Linked DNA regions of Homo sapiens: region 1 is linked to region 2. A link is a loop called in an ENCODE intact Hi-C map of the cell type or tissue named here. Cell type or tissue: PC-9. All regions are shown on one strand.

The links. Hi-C counts contacts between places; a loop is a spot of excess contacts. Peaks named below come from ENCODE experiments on the same cell type or tissue, not always from the same donor. Only the 100,000 strongest peaks of a DNase experiment are listed, where the experiment ranks them.
Region 1: it touches region 2 in a loop (17-fold over the local background); 24 of 110 quality-filtered maps call a loop at or near these places.

Annotation. Positions count from the first base shown.
Region 1 is chr5:140,072,334-140,074,833 of GRCh38, reverse strand. No RefSeq gene overlaps it. Among named protein-coding and RNA genes, the nearest start is that of NRG2, 30 kb to the right of the region's middle. In PC-9, a CTCF peak has its summit at 1,416; no DNase peak of the experiment used is centred here.
Region 2 is chr5:140,356,285-140,358,784 of GRCh38, reverse strand. No RefSeq gene overlaps it. Among named protein-coding and RNA genes, the nearest start is that of SLC4A9, 2.7 kb to the left of the region's middle. In PC-9, CTCF peaks have their summits at 754 and 954 (motif pointing right); a DNase peak (open chromatin) is centred at 954; H3K4me3 peaks cover 350 bases.

The DNA.
Region 1 (2,500 bases), 280 kb after region 2:
AAGTTAAACATAAGTATTTAAGTTTATGAGAGGAGATTGGCGAAGCAGGCATGGGCCAAGTCATTCTAAGTGTTGTGGTAAAATGTTTGGATATTATTCTTTCTCATACGAAGCCACTGAAGGATTTTTGTTTCCTTTTTTTTTTTTTTTTTTCTGAGACGGAGTCTCGCTCTGTCGCCCAGGCTGGAGTGCAGTGGCGCGATCTCAGCTCACTGCAAGCTCCGTCTCCCGGGTTCACGCCATCCTCCTGCCTCAGCCTCCCGAGTAGCTGGGATTACAGTCATGCGCCACCACGCCTGTCTAATTTTGTATTTTTAATAAAGATGGGGTTTCTCCGTGTTGATCAGGCTGGTCTCGAACTCCTGATTTCTGGTGATCCACCCGCCTCGGCCTCCCAAAATACTGGAATTACAGGCGTGAGCCACCGCGCCCGGCCGGCCTAAGATTTTTTTAAGTAAACGATAAAGGAATTTTTTTTTTTTTGAGACGGAGCTTTGCTCTTTTTGCCCAGGCTGGAGTGCAGTGGTGCATTCTCGGCTCACCGCAACCTCCACCTCCCAGGTTCAAGCGATTCTCCTGCTTCAGCCTTCCGCATAGCTGGGATTACAGGCATGCGCCACTACGCCTGGCTAACTTTGTATTTTTAGTAGAGACGGGGTTTCTCCATGTTGGTACCAAAAAGATGTAGCAATTCTGACTCTATATGTAATTTACAATACCTCTTCAGTACATGTAAAGCAAAAATGTCATTGACAGAATTGCAAGAAATTAACAAATCCACAATTACAGTGGCAAATTTTTCTTTACCATATTTCCTACAGAAACAGAAGAAGCTGACATAATATTAATAAGGATACAGAAGATCTGAAAAACATGGTTCACAAGCTTGATTTAATGGATACAGCCAGAATCCTTCACGTAGTGGAGAGTACATGTTTTCTAAGTACATGTTCTCTAAGTAAATGTGAAAAACTTGAAAATTTGACTACGAAGCCAGTCTCAAGTAATACTGAGAAAGTTGATATTATACAGACCACATTTTTTTTTTACCATAATATAATACAACTATGAATCAACAATAAAAAGCCCTGTACCCCACAATAGAGTGACTTTTAGTTTCTGGCTTAAGCAATTAGGTAGATGGTACGTATGTCATTTATTGAGATGGAAAAGACGGAAGAAAAACCATTTTAAGGGAGAGTGGAAATGGGGTCACAGAAAAGATAAATCAGTTTAGAGATGTCTGGCCAACCAACACCTAGCAAGGTATTGGGATAGATTTACCTCAAATAATTCATCAGCCAATAGATTTAATGTGTCTGCTATAACCACACTTCTTTTCTAGGAACCCTTTTTCTATTTTGAGATTTTTGTAAATTTGAGTTTGAAAATTACGAGTTATATTGCCATATTAATTGGTTATGCTGCCACTCAGTGGTAGATTTTAGAATAGCAGATATATCTTTTTTAGGTGAATTCCTATTTTTTTAATTAAAGAAAGCAAAGATTATAAAATAATCTATTTCATTGTTCGAAATATTGCCATTCCTATCTCTACATTATACATTATTTTATGTATCCCAAAATATCAGTAGTATTGCCTTTATATTCAACTATTAATATTGCAAAAGTTTAGATCCCCCCAATGGAAAAAGCTTAACGTACAAAAGTTATTCAAATAGCTAATATTTGTTGTATGCTTAGTATGTTCCAGGCAGTACTGTAAGTTCTTCTTGTTCTTTTTTTTTTCTTTAAGACAGTGTCTCCTTCTGTCGTCCAGGCTGAAGTGCAGCGGCGCGATCTTGGCTCACTGCAACCTCCACTTCCCCAGCTCGAGTGATTCTCCTGCCTCAGCCGCTGGAGTAGCTGGGACTACTAGGCGCGGGCAACCACACTCAGAGAATTTTTGTATGTTTTGTAGAGATGAAATTTCGTCATGTTGTCCAAGCTAGTGGGAGCTAAAATGGTACAATCTTTCACTTCAGGAAGCTAACTTGGTAATATGTATCAAAAGCCTTATTTAATGCACATATCCTTTGGTATAGCAATTTTATTTCTGCAGGTTGATTTTTAAAAATTAATTCAAGATACATATCTATTAGAATGGCCAAAGTCCAGAACATGACAACACCAAATGCTGGTGAGGATGTGGAGCAACAGGAACTCTGGTTCATTGCTGGTGGGAATGCAAAAGGGCACAGCCACTTTGGAAGATAGTTTGACAGCTTCTTACAAAACTAAACATACATCTTACTATATAATCCAACATTTGAACTCTCTGGTGTTTACCAAAAGGAGTTGAAAACTTATGTCCATACAAAGACGTGCACATGGATGTTTATAGCATCTTTTATAATTACCAAAACTTGAAAGCAACTGAGTTGGCCTTCATTAGAGGAATGAATAAACTGTGGTATACCCAGTAAATGAAATATTCATTGCTAAAAAGAAAAAAGCTATCAAGCCATGAAAAGACGTGCAGGAACCTTAAATCCATATT
Region 2 (2,500 bases):
TCTTCGGTTCAATACTCACCCAACACACTCCCATTACTCCTAGAAGAAGAAGAAAAAAAAATCAAGCTCCTTGTCGTGGCCTGCAAGATTCACACCCTGGCCCCAACCCACCTCTCTGACGGCATCTCACACCAGCCTCCCCTCGCTCACTCCTTTCTAACCACACTGGCCTTCACCTGTTCTGCAAAACCTGTTCCTGCCTGAGGATCTTTGCAGGATCTATTTTCTCTGTAAGGAAAGCCTTTCCCCCATATCCTTACATGACAATCTGTGACCTAGGTCTCATCTCAGACGTTAGCTACTCACGGAAATCTTCCTTTTCCATCCTATCCTAAGTTTCTTTCTTTTTTTTTTTTTTTTTTTTTTTTGAGACGGAGTCTCGCTCTGTTGCCCAGGCTGGAGTGCAGTGGCATGATCTCGGCTTACTGCAAGCTCCGCCTCCCGTGTTCACGCCATTCTCCTGCCTCAGCCTCCAGAGTAGCTGGGACTACAGGCGCCCGCCACCACGTCCGGCTAATTTCTTTCTTTTTTTTTTTTTTTTTTTTGTATTGGTAGAGACGGAGTTTCACCGTGTTAGCCAGTATGGTCTCGATCTCCTGAACTCGTGATCCACCCGCCTCGGCCTTCCAAAGTGCAGGGATTACAGGCGTGAGCACCGCGCCCGGCCCATCCTACCCTAAGTTTCTCTCTTGGGTCACTCTCCATCACATTTCTCTGTTTTATTTTCTTCCTAGCAGTTACCACTACTAGTAACTGCCTCATTTATGTATTTGTTTATCATTTATTGCCTGACTGTCCACGCACGCACACGCTGAAATGCACAGTCCGTGGAGCAGGTATCTGTCTTGGCCGCGGCGCCTAGAGCGGCGCCTGGCACGTAGTGGCTCTCAATAAATACTTGTTCAATGAGAGCATACAAAGGACCGGGCTGAGAAAAGAGCCGCGCTTCTCCTGGAGGCCACACGAGGGCACTGCTCCCCTCAGACCGGATTGCTAGGGCCGCTCCCTTAGGCCCAGTGGCTGCAGACCTGCCGGGGCGCAGAGATGGAGATGCCCAGATGGCAGGGAGAGATCCTAAACCCTCAGCCTTGCCCTGGCCCACCGCGGAATGGCCCGGAGAGATGGGGGGTTGGGGAAGAACAACAGGATGGGGAAGGGAGGGCCAATCAGGCTCATCTGAATGTAGGTCAGCCACACCCCACATATTGAATACCAAGAATCCATCCCCTGAGAAAGGGCACCCAGGCCGGCCCTACCCCCAGCCTCGCGTCTGGTCCAAGGAGGTCCCAGGGCAGGAATTAGAAGAGCATGTCACTATATTTCCAGTTGGGGAGGGGTGCTGAGTCTGAGTGAGGAGGTGGTTTCAGTGCCAGGAGGAATAGAAACTGGCCTGCGGACTGAATGGGCCTTGAACCCCTGTGACCACTCCCTTCAAGAATGTGCCCCAACCTTACGGACAAGTGACTCAAAGGAGCCTGAGGGGGATGGGAGCAAGGATTTGGCGTGAGTACCTCCCCCACATGCACATACATACATGTTCCCTTCCCACCCAACTCCTGCCAAAGTTCAGAGTGTCTATCCTTGCCCTTTCTGTGGCCCCAACTACCCTGGCTCACAGTGCTGCCTGGAATAGGGGGCCACCATGCCTCCACCCTCCCCAGGTCTCACTTCCACCTCTGGGCCTGAGTGCCCTGGGCTGGGTAGGCTGGTGAGGGTTGGCCTGTGGGCACCAGTGGTCTCCCAGACAAGGCCCAGGGAAGATGTGCTGTGTGGGTGAGCAGCCCTGTGTGTGGGCGCTGGAAAAAACCCTGACCTAGGAGTTCAAAGACTGGGTTCTCATCCTGGCTTAGTCACAGACTTATTGGATGTCTTTGAGTAAGACCCTTCCCTTCTCCAAGGCTCCATTTTCTTACATGTAAGTGGAGACAGTTGGGGTAGATTATTTCCAAGGTTCAAATCATACTTTCATGCAGTACACTGGACCTTAAGTGAGAGGAAGTGGCCTCAGGAATAGGATGCTTGGCTTGCTCACTTTCGGCAAGTGGAGAAGAGGTTTATCTTTGCTGAATCTAAATTTTCCTTCTTTCTTTCTTCCTTTCTTTTTTTGACACAGGGTCTTACTCTGCCATCCAGGCTGGAGTGCAGTAGCAATCATAGCTCACTGCAACCTCAAACTCCTGGGCTCAAGTGACCCTCCTGCCTCAGCCTCCTAAGTAGCTGGGACTACAGGCACGTGCCACCAAGTCTGGCTAACTTTTAAATATTTTGTAGAGAGGGGCTCATATGTTGCCCAGGCTGGTCTCGAACTCCTGGGTGCAAGCCAATGGCTTCCCATAGTGCTAGGATTACAGGCATGAGCCTCCACACCCAGCCCCTTACAAGGTTTTTAACACTTTAAAAAAACAAAACAAAAAAATCTTATTGGCTGGGCACGGTGGCTCACACCTGTAATCCCAGCACTTCGGGAGGCTGATGCGGATGGATCACTTGAGCTCAGGAG